Linked DNA regions of Homo sapiens: region 2 is linked to region 1. A link is an interaction called in ENCODE POLR2A ChIA-PET data of the cell type or tissue named here. Cell type or tissue: CD4-positive, alpha-beta T cell. All regions are shown on one strand. Each heading gives the region's core, and the rest is flanking DNA. Links, peaks and the distances in the headings are about the cores only.

Region 1 (5,357 bases), core at 206-5,205:
GGGCGAAAGATTACCTAGGTGCCGAAGCAAGAGACTGAAGGCACAAACTGTTTCAGTATAATAAAGAAAATAGAATAAGAATAGTCCTAATACGAATTAGATACAGAGATGATCATGGAAAATTATCAATCATTATTATAAATATTAGTCATTAGCTTTTAATATTACTCTTTGTGGCATTACTAATACAACCTAGGAATAACCGGCGGGTATAGGGTCAGGTGCTGAAGGGACGTTGTGAGAAGTGACCTAGAAGGCAAGAGGTGAGCCCTCTGTCACGCCAACATAAGGGCCGCTTGAGGGCTCCTTGGTCAAGCGGTAACGCCAGTGCCTGGGAAGGCACCCGTTACTTAGCCGACCGTGAAAGGGAGTCTCCTTTCCTTGGAGGAGTCAGGGAACACTCTGCTCCACCAGCTTCTTGTGGGAGGCTGGATATTCTCCAGGCCTGGCCTGCAGTCATCCGGAGGCCTAACCCCCTCCCTGTGGTGCTTGAATGATCACACTCCTTATCCACTTTCATGCTCCTCCCGTACTCCTGGCTCCTCTTTGAAGTTCGTAGTAGATAGCGGTAGAAGAAATAGTGAAAGTCTTAAAGTCTTTGATCGTTCTTCTAAGTGCAGAGAAGAAAATGCTGACATATGCTGCCTTCTCTCTTTGCTTCGGCTGCCTAAGAGGGAAGGGCCCCCTGTCCTATGATCACGTGACTTGCTTCACTTTATCACTTAGAAGATTCACCCTCCTTACCCTGCCCCCTTGTCTTGTATGCAATAAATATCAGCGCACCTAGGCGCTCAGGGCCACTACCGGTCTCCACGTCTTGATGGTAGTGGTCCCCCGGGGCCCAGCTGCTCTTTATCTCGTGTCTTTATTACAATCTCTGGTCTCTGCACACGGGGAGGACACCTGCTAAGCCCCCGTAGGGCTGGACCCTACAGAAAACCACACCCCTCTCTTGCCCTGCTCCTTAGTTACCTCCACCTTTACCTTCCCCTTTGCAGCAAATTGACCTGAAAGAGAAGTTGGTGTTCACAGCCCCTGCGTGCTCTCTGCTCACTCTCCAAACTCCAGCCCCTGGCCCCAGCGCCGCTGGCCCTCGGTGAGTCGCAGTGGCCCACCCTGCTGCACCCAGGCTCCCTCCCCCGCCTGTGTGTGCACGCCCTCTCTGGCTTCCAGAAGCCCCTCTCCTGGTTTGTCCTCCGGCCCCCACCCCTAGCACCCCCTGTGCCCCTTCCTAGTCTCCTTTGCAGATTCCAAACCTCTTCAAGTTGGAGTCCCAGAGTTCAGGCACTGGTCCCCAGTCACACCCCACATGCGATTCCCACATAGTTCTCTTCATCCAGTGCAGCCTCTGCCCACTGCATCTCCTCTGACACGTCCCATTCCCCCAAGGGCGCTAGATAAAGGGGCACCTGCGGACACACACGCTGAGGCTCCTGGGAAGGAGGACCGACCGCCTGTGTTCAGCTTAGAGCCCCCGACCTCCATCTGTCGCTGCTCCTCGGGGGCTGCTGGTAGTTGTCATAATAAACACAGACACCCACGATGAGACGTGAACACGCTCCTCAGTGAGCATTCTTGGGCAGTGCACAACCTCCCCAGCCATGCCAGCCCGCGCTCAGGCCTCCCCCGTCTTCCCCGTCTCTCCGGCGTCGGTTCTCAAGCTCGTCCTTCCCCGCCTCATTTCTCCAAAAGTCCGCAGCAAATCCTGGCAACTCCGCCTTCAGCATCTACCGGGAGCCGGCACTTCCCACACCTGCGCAGACCCACCCGGGCCCCAGCCCAGGCAGCCCCTGCACGGGGAGCCCGCGGGTCTCTGGCGCCCGCTCGGGACGCCTCCCCAGCGCTCCCCGCAGAGCGGCCAGGGGGTCTCGCGAGTCCGCGCCAGCTCGGGATCCCCGGAGCCTCCCCTGGTGCGCTGCAGCCACGCAGGCCTGCGTCCCGAGGCCCACACGGCTTCTGCGCGGCATCCTCAGGACGACCTGGAGCCAAATCCACACGGGACGGCACAGCAGCGTCCTGCCGAGCCCGCCTCGTCCGCCAGCGCGCACGATTCACCGCGCCTGCTGCGGGACGGGCGGACGCGGGGCTGGGCTGGAATAGCCGGCTCACGGAGGGCTCCGGCAGTGTTTGTTCAGAGGAGCGCGGCGCTGGTAGCAGGCGACGCCAGGACTCTTCTCCCCAGGTGCTCCCGCCGCGCGCGGGGCTAGGGAGGAGCTGCGGGCGGGGTTGCGGCGTGGGGGCGGGGCTGCGAGGGTGGGGGCGGGGCTGCGGAGCAGCGGGCGTGAGGCGGGGCTGCGAGGGAGGGGGCGGGGCCGTGGGCGGCCGTCCCGAGGCAGGGCGGGGCTGCAGACGTGGGGGCGGAGCTGCGGGCGCGAGGCGGGGCGGGGCTGCGGGGGTGGGGGCGGGGCTACGTGCGTGGGGGCGGGGTGGGGCTGCGGGCCCGAGGAGGGACGGGGCTGCGGGCGTGGGGGCGGAGCTGACGTACAGGAAGCAGCTCCCATTCGCTCTGGGCGGTGGGCGGAGATCCGGGCGGTACCAGCTGTCCCGGCCGCGGGGGGGACGGCCTGGACCAGCCCATGGTCGCGGGTTAAACAGTACGAGCTCTTCCAGGATATTGGTCTCCCCGGGCGGCAGTCCTGCATTAAAGAGTGTTTCCAAGGTGGAAGGGAGGCCGTTTGAACGCCTCGAGACCCCCGGCTGCAAGGAGTGGCACCTTCCTCACTTCAGTCATTTCTTTCCCGCTCTGGTCTCAGTGGTTCCAGTCAGCGAGCAGGACAGAGGAGCCCGGAAGAGGCGCCGTGCACTTCCGGGTCGAAGAGCGCACGGCGGCGGCAGAGGCGGCGGCGGCCGGGCCTAGGAGCGACTCTCGGTCGTGCAGCGGCGGCGAGCGCTCGCGAGCGGCTGCGGGACGCGAGGTTTCCGGGTAAGTGCGGCGGCCGCGCCGGCCCTGGGGGCCCTGCTCCTCCGGGCCGCGGGCCGCCTGTGGGCGCCACGCGCTTTGTCTGCGGCCTGCACCGCGGGGCGAGGCCTGCGCCGCGCTGGCCGCGGGCCGGGAGGGCGGGCGGGCGCGCGCGCGCTGGGAGGCCCCGCCGAGACTGGGAGGCCCCGCCGAGACTGGGAGGCCCCGCCGAGACTGGGAGGCCCCGCCGAGACTGGGAGGCCCCGCCGAGACTGGGAGGCCCCGCCGAGACTGGGAGGCCCCGCCGAGACTGGGAGGCCCCGCCGAGACTGGGAGGCCCCGCCGAGACTGGGAGGCCCGTGGCCTGCGGGCGGACGTCCTGGGCTTGCGAGGACGCGGCGAGAGCCCACTCGCCTCGCTCTGTGGCACCCACGCCCATGCCCCCTGCGAGTCCGCCCTGCCGCGTTTGGGAGAGAGCTGTGACTTCGTTGCCTTGTGTCCGGCCCCTGTGCATGGTTGCCGTCGTGGGCTTCTGGCCTTGTCTGCATGTCCACAGGCCTGTGTGGCTGGCGGTTTTCCTATTCCTTAACTCTTGCAGTCCTCACAAGAGCCTCTCAGGTGTAGGTATTGTTCCCGTTTTACAGAGGAGGGGATTGGAGCCCAGAAAGGCTAAGTAACTGGCCAGCGCCGGCAGCCGGGGATCCGCGCCAGCCCCGACTCCTACCATGCTCCTTTTGACGGGGCTTGTGTTGCCCCTTCTTCGGAGTTTATGTGCTTTACTTGTTTCGACAACAGCAGAACAGCAGTCAGCTGGGTGAACCACGTTCTGGCCAGTGGTCAATGGACAGGCTCTGAGGCCGAGCTGAGGTTTGACTTCGGGTTTGGCATAGTTGATCTCTCTCCTGGACCATCCGGTTTTCTTTCTTATTGGAAGAATGTTAAGTCAGAGTGCTAGTGGATGGATGGCACCTCAGCATCATGGCCATGACAAGCCTGGCCTTGGCCCTCAGCAGGGCTGTGTTTATCTCAGGCCCGCGGAGACCTTTGTGCGTGCCTGACTTTTTGACTTCCATTGCAGTTGACAATTTTGAGTTCTCCTAGCTGATACAGCAGATGGTGAATACAAGAATAAAAGTCGGCCTGAGTTGAGGTGTTGGACTTGGCTGCAGGCTTGTTCAGTGCCTGGGATGGGCACTCAGGTGCCGAGACTGGCGTGGAACGGGGTTGCAGGCACCCCGGACACCAGAGGCCCTTTTCATTCCTTAGTAACAGTTGGGACTGCCAATGCATTGGTTCCCCTGAATTTGAAAAGAGAGAGAAATAGCCTTTCCAGTTTTTTGTTTTCCTCTTTAATCCCCCAAATCTGGAGGCTAAGCAGGAGAGTCACAGTGGTTCCTCCACCCCAGAGCTCTGCTAGCCCAGCCAAAGGTGGCCAGCAGCTGGGAAGGGCTGTGGTCTTTTCTGCAGAAATGGCTTCCTGGCCTGTGGCCTGGGACATGGCAGAGGTGGGTATGGGGAAGGGAAGATTTGTTGGAGTTGGGGCTGCTGGTGCAACCAGGAGGTCCTAAGCTAGGGGCTCCCATTAACCCAGCATCCTAACTACAGGTCCTGGTGGTCCCAAACAGGTCTTGTGCCTGGTGCTTGTGCCAGAGGGTACCTGCGGAGGCTTCCTGGGTTATTTTGTGTTCTCTGGCAAAATAGCCCCTGGTTACTTTTGTGTGATATCGAGGAAGGATGTTGTTCAGCCTCACGTAACCTGAACGTTCCTGCTGCTGTGGTGGAGGAGTGTAAGAGGCCCGTGGAGTCTTCCCTCACCAGCTGTGGTAAAGTTCAAAGGCCTCAGGACTTAGCCCCACAGGTGCATGGACTCGCAAAGTTCAGCCTCATTCCTGAGCTGGTATTTCTGGCCAGCTCCTATGTGCCAAACCCCACACGGCCTCACTGATCTCTTCTGGCAGCCCTGGGGCAAGCCCTGCCATTGCCTGTCGCCCCACCTAACCCTTGGAGGTGGTCCCCAATCTCAGTGCATCAAGGGAGAGGCCAGGAGCTGTTTGTTCACATACTATGGCTCACTGCAGCCTCGAACTCCTGAGCTGAAGTGATCTTTGCACCTCAGACTCCCGAGCAGCTGGGACTACAGGCGGTTTCCACCACACCTACCTGGTTTTTAACGGTTTTGCCATGTTGCCCAGGCTGGTCTCATAACTTGCAGGCTCAAGTGATCTGCCTGCCTCAGCCTCCCAAAGTGCTGGGATTACAAGCATGAGCCACCACGCCCGGCTGATTCACATTTTTTTTTTTGAGACTGAGTCTCACTCTGTCGCCCAGTGGCATGTAGTGGCGCGATCTCAGCTCACTGCAACCTCCGCCTGCCAGGTTCAAGCAATTCTCCTCCGGAGTAGCTGGGACTACAGGTGCACGCCGCCATGCCCGGCTCATTTTTTCTATTTTAGTAGAG
Region 2 (5,340 bases), core at 341-5,340, 240 kb after region 1:
CTACTCTCTCCCCTCACTCCCCGACAATCTTCGCCTGTCCTGGTCGGCTGCCTGGGTCTGCTCATTTACCCTTCAAAATTCAACTCAGCATCACTTCCCACAGGGAAGCCCTCCAGAACCCCTTAGGTGCCCCACACGTGGTTACCTACCTCCTCTCACTCATTTTTCTTTTTTCTTTTTTTTTTTTTTTTTGAGAAGAAGTCATGCTCTGTCACCTGGCCAGGCTGGAGTGCAGTGGCACAATCTCAGTTCACTGCAACCTCTGCCTCCCGGGTTCAAGTGACTCTCTTGCCTCAGCCTCCCGAGTAGCTAGGACTACATGCGTGCACTACCACACCTGGCAAATTTTTGTATTTTCAGTAGAGACAGGGTTTTGCCATGTTGGCCTGGCTGGTCTCAAACTCCTGACCTCAGGTGATCTGCCCTCCTCGGCCTCCCAAAGTGCTGGGATTACAGGCATGGGCCACTGTGCCCGGCCTCTTTTTAGGACGGAGCCTCGCTCTGCCCCCCAGGCTGGAGTGCAGTGGTGCGATCTCAGCTCACTGCAACCTCCGCCTCCCAGGTTCAAGTGATTCTCCTGCCTCAGCCTCCCGAGTAGCTGGGATTACAGGCGTGTGCCACCCTGACCGGCTAATTTTTGTATTTTTGGTAGAGACAGCGTTTCACCAGCCAGGCGGTCTCAAACTCCCGACTTTCTGTGATCCGCCCGTCTTGGCCTCCCCAAGTGCTGGGATTACAGGTGTGAGCTTCCACACCCGGCCTCCTCTCATTTTGAGCTTATGTAAATGCCTACCGGCCCCCAGTAGGGCTGGGGCAGGGTTGACTTTCCAGTGCTGTCTGGGATGGCTGGGAGCAAAGAGGCTGAGGACTGGGCAGCATCCCCCTAGATGGCCCCATCCTGTTCTGGCCCTGTTCTGGCTTCCCTAACTCAGCTTGGGTTGGGGGCAGCCCCAAGCCCCATCCCAGACCCTCTGCAGCTCTGGCAACAGCTAGGTCCAGAGATGACCTCAGCCTGGGGAGCCAGTGTTCCTGGGGAGACAGAATCTCATTGCCTCCCACCCCAACCTGAGAAAGCCTCTCGTTTGGGGGTGGGGTGAGGTTCAGGGAGGGATCCTGGATCTACTCCAAGCCCTGTTTGCTCCACTGACCAGGAGAAAAATGCGGAAAAGGGGTGAAAGGGTGACATCACCCAGGATTGCTCCACCTCTGGGGCAATTATCGGGAGCAGGGCGGCCCCAGTCAGACGCAGGCAGCCCCAAAGCCTGAACAGGCAGGGCCAGACCCAGGTAAGAAGCCAAGGTCCGGAAGGGTCGCGGGCGCGGGGCAGGGCTGAGGCCCCACGTCAGGTCGCGTGGGTCTGCGGAGCTGGGGTCCCCCACGAAGGGTTTGCGGGACTCGCATCCGGCCTTGGCCTTGGATGTTTATGGGTCTGTCTGTGGGTGAGCCTGTGGGTCCCGGGGCTCCCGAGGCCTGTGCGGCTTTCAGGTCTGGGGGTGCTGCCGGTGCGCCTCTGTCCAGGGACCAGCTCCTCTGTCCCGGGTGGGTGTGGGAGGCGGACCCGGTGGGGAGGGGCGGTGGCTGCCCTGAAACCAGAGCTCCCTCTCGCCGGTACCCAGGTCTGTGTGAGGCTTCCGGCCCCCAGGCTCGGGCCTGCGCCCAGCCCACCCTACACCCCTAGGCGTGTGCCCCCAGCCGTGCCCAGCAGGGGCGGAGGGAGGGCAGAAGCTTTCTCCGGGCGGCAGCGGAGGGCGGGGCTCCAGCGCGGGGGGCCGGGTCAAGGACGGGGGCGGGTCCCGAGGGCACGGCCGTTCCCTGCGCGCCCCGATTGGTCTTCGTGTGCCGGCCCCGCCCCCGCCGTGAGTCCCACACTTAAAAGCGCCGCCTCCGCGCCGCCCGCGTAGCTTCTTCGCCTCCGCCAGCGGGGACCCCGAGCTAGAGCCGCAGCGGGACCTGCCCGGCCCCCGGCTCCAGCGAGCGAGCGGCGAGCAGGCGGCTCACAGAGGCCTGGCCGCCCACGGAACCCGGGGCCCGGCGGCCGCCGCCGCGATGTTTCCCCGCGAGAAGACGTGGAACATCTCGTTCGCGGGCTGCGGCTTCCTCGGCGTCTACTACGTCGGCGTGGCCTCCTGCCTCCGCGAGCACGCGCCCTTCCTGGTGGCCAACGCCACGCACATCTACGGCGCCTCGGCCGGGGCGCTCACGGCCACGGCGCTGGTCACCGGGGTCTGCCTGGGTGAGCGGGGCCGGGGGCGGCAGGCGGGGGGCTGGCGGGAAGGCCGTGCGGGGCCGGGGGATGGTCTCCGTGAGCGGAGGGGCCCCGCGGCGAGTCGGTGGGTACCGTGGGGAGGGTTCCGGTCCGCGCCTGGGGAACCCGGCGAGGATCCAATCCGGGTCGCTGGCCTGGGGGCGGGGCCTGGTTTGTTTTGCTCCGAGGGTGCCCGGGGCCCGCCTGTCTGGCGCAAAGGTTTGGGGGCGGGCAGGTGCAGCAAAAGCTGCTTAATTGGACAGAAAAAGTAACTCGTGGGCGGGACCGTGAGAATCCGAGGAGGGACCTAAGTCACCCCGTGGCCCTGGATATTACAACCGGTGCCAGCGATCGGTCACAGTGTCCTGGGCTTCCGCAGTTGCAGGCTGCTATCAGGGGGCCTGGCATGGGGGTAGCCTCTTGAGAGGCGTCTGGGAACCGTGACCTGGTCCTTCCCAAGGGCCCGGAGGAGGAGCCCCGCTGAGGTCAGGGCTGGGCGCGAAGGGGCTCTCCTGCCCTCTCCTTGCACACGGTGCCCTGTGGCCTGGCTCCCCGCTGCGGCCCACCGCGTTTGCACACTTCATGGGTGAGGGTGCTTCTGGGCTCTGGTGCCTGGGTCAGGAGTGGATGGGTCTCTGTGTGCTGGGCTGGCCTCGGCTCGCACCATCGGCTGCCATGAGGGAGTGATGTTTACAGCACACGACTTCAGGAGCCTGTGAGGACACCCAAGATGACAGGGGCACTCTGCTCAGCAGGAGCCTGTCCGGGGCTCACCCCTGCCCTCTTCCTCTGAACTTTGTCCTGGGAGGGAGGGGGCTGGACCACAGAAGTGAACCTCTCAGGTCCCAATAACTAGAGCTATTATTGGGAACAGCCCCCTCCAGCCCCCTCCCTCTCATGGAGGCCTTCAGACAAGCGCCTCAGTCGGCCCCCTGGCTTCAAGATACATCAAGGTCCCTGCTACCCGAGCCAAGGACACCTCTCCCACAGTGCTTCCCCACCCTGCTCCCAACAAGACTCCTTCTCACGGGTGGTCTTGCACAGCTGGAGCCCATAGTGCAGCAGGTGCTGGCTGAAGAGCCCCTGGCTCCACACTGCCCCACTCCTGACCAGGGTGATGCACTGGAGGAGGGCTTGGACCTCAGCTCCTCCCTCAGTGCTCCCGACCACTTCCAGGGACTATCCCCAAGCTGGCCAGCACTCCTGCGCCCCAAGAGGAGTGTTTGGGGTGCTTCCTCTTGGCTGCAGTGGGACACAGGTGTGCCTTCCTAGGAACTGGGCCCTGACTACTTCCAGCCCAACACTCCCGGGCCTGTGAACTGTGACCTGTGTGCCGGGATGGGTTTTGTGGGTCTGCCCCATCCCCGCACTGCTGGATCTGGCCAAGTGGGTGAAGGCTAAGGCCGGTCAGAGTTGAGTTTCTGCCTTGTCCCCTCTCCTGGGCTAGATGCCACACCAGGCCCAGTGACTCATAGGGCAGGCAGTTGGGAAATACCAGGCAGAGGGCAGGTCCTGGTCTCAGCTGGCCAGCCTCTGCTGTCTGCCATCCCAGGGGAGGTGGCCAAAGTCCCAACTGTGAGCCAGGCCCCACATTCACTGGGCCTCCTCCAGGGTCTGTATGCCATGGAACCCTGGACATGGGGCTATGAAGGAAGGTGGGTGTTGCTAAGCCCAGGAGCATGGGCCCCTAACCTTGGCCCTGTGCCCCAGGTGAGGCTGGTGCCAAGTTCATTGAGGTATCTAAAGAGGCCCGGAAGCGGTTCCTGGGCCCCCTGCACCCCTCCTTCAACCTGGTAAAGATCATCCGCAGTTTCCTGCTGAAGGTCCTGCCTGCTGATAGCCATGAGCATGCCAGTGGGCGCCTGGGCATCTCCCTGACCCGCGTGTCAGACGGCGAGAATGTCATTATATCCCACTTCAACTCCAAGGACGAGCTCATCCAGGTGGGGCCTGGTGGAGCCATGCTGGGTGGCGGTGGGGGGGGCAGTGGGAACCTCAAGGCCTCTGCTCATTCTCTCCCACTCTGTCCCTGCCCTGAAGGCCAATGTCTGCAGCGGTTTCATCCCCGTGTACTGTGGGCTCATCCCTCCCTCCCTCCAGGGGGTGGTGAGTATTCCTAGCCCTGGACACCTTCTATGGGGTGGGCCGTGGGATGAGGGACAGAGGAGGAGGCCGCCTAGAGCCATCCTTCAGGCCCTTGCTCTGCCACCGCCTGTTACCCACTTCCCCTGTGTTACTCAAGAAACAGCTGTGGCAACGCACGCTTCCTGGCCCCCCATCCCTTCCTCCGTCCCTGCCCTCCCCCGTCTACCATCTGCTCAGTGCCCAGGCTGGCCCACAGCCAGTGCCCAGTGGGTAAAACGCTCAAATGAGGTAGCCACTGAATGGGGCCCTTGGTGGCCGGGTGGGGTGGCTGGGGTGGGTGGCCAGTGCAGCCACAGGCCCTCACATACGGTCCTGTCTGTGTGTCCCGTGGAAGCGCTACGTGGATGGTGGCATTTCAGACAACCTGCCACTCTATGAGCTTAAGAACACCATCACAGTGTCCCCCTTCTCGGGCGAGAGTGACATCTGTCCGCAGGACAGCTCCACCAACATCCACGAGCTGCGGGTCACCAACACCAGCATCCAGTTCAACCTGCGCAACCTCTACCGCCTCTCCAAGGCCCTCTTCCCGCCGGAGCCCCTGGTGAGCTCTGCTCCGAGGACTGTGGCCTTCCCAGCCACTCCTCACTGGGCACCAAGGGAGAACACTGATCCTTTGACTTCTGAGTGCCCAGGGTAGGGTGGTGGGAGCCTCTTCTGAGGGCTGGGGAAAGCGCACAACCTTTCTAGGGGCAGATGGCCCATCCAACCTCTCTGTCTAGCTGCTCTGTCCAGGCTCCCTGTCCAGTCTCTCTCTCTTTTTTTTTTTTTTTTTTGTTTGAGACGGAGTCTCGCTCTGTTGCCAAGGCTGGAGTGCAGTGGCAGGATCTCAGCTCACTGCAACCTCTGCCTCCAAGGTTCAAGCTATTCTCCTGCCTCAGCCTCCCCATTAGCTGGGATTACAGGCGCCTGCCACCATGCCTGGCTACTTTTTGTATTTTTAGTAAAGA

Evidence for each region. ChIA-PET counts read pairs that join two places held together with the same protein. Peaks named below come from ENCODE experiments on the same cell type or tissue, not always from the same donor. Only the 100,000 strongest peaks of a DNase experiment are listed, where the experiment ranks them.
Region 2: POLR2A ChIA-PET joins it to region 1 with 14 read pairs; 13 of 35 experiments call an interaction of 5 or more read pairs at or near these places.

The regions. Positions count from the first base shown.
Region 1 is chr11:573,670-579,026 of GRCh38, forward strand. PHRF1 (PHD and ring finger domains 1) reads left to right here and starts at 2,801. Exons shown (of 18, transcript NM_001286581.2): 1 at 2,801-2,923. It overlaps LOC124902805 (translation initiation factor IF-2-like), which reads left to right. Exons shown (of 4, transcript XM_047428004.1): 2 at 1,069-1,096; 3 at 1,548-2,182; 4 at 2,754-2,927. The coding sequence ends at 2,927. It overlaps LOC143666 (a long non-coding RNA gene), which reads right to left and starts at 2,216. Exons shown (of 1, transcript NR_026967.1): 1 at 139-2,216. In CD4-positive, alpha-beta T cell, for the core only: no CTCF peak of the experiment used is centred there; DNase peaks (open chromatin) are centred at 692, 2,492, 2,782, 3,348 and 1 weaker place; H3K4me3 peaks cover 3,600 bases; H3K27ac peaks cover 402 bases.
Region 2 is chr11:817,673-823,012 of GRCh38, forward strand. PNPLA2 (patatin like domain 2, triacylglycerol lipase) reads left to right here and starts at 1,242. Exons shown (of 10, transcript NM_020376.4): 1 at 1,242-1,286; 2 at 1,902-2,233; 3 at 3,956-4,188; 4 at 4,286-4,351; 5 at 4,725-4,934. The coding sequence starts at 2,047. RefSeq lists enhancers at 997-1,291, 2,827-2,876 and a silencer at 1,487-2,376. In CD4-positive, alpha-beta T cell, for the core only: a CTCF peak has its summit at 1,571; DNase peaks (open chromatin) are centred at 1,829, 2,089, 2,459 and 3,719; H3K4me3 peaks cover 2,631 bases; H3K27ac peaks cover 303 bases.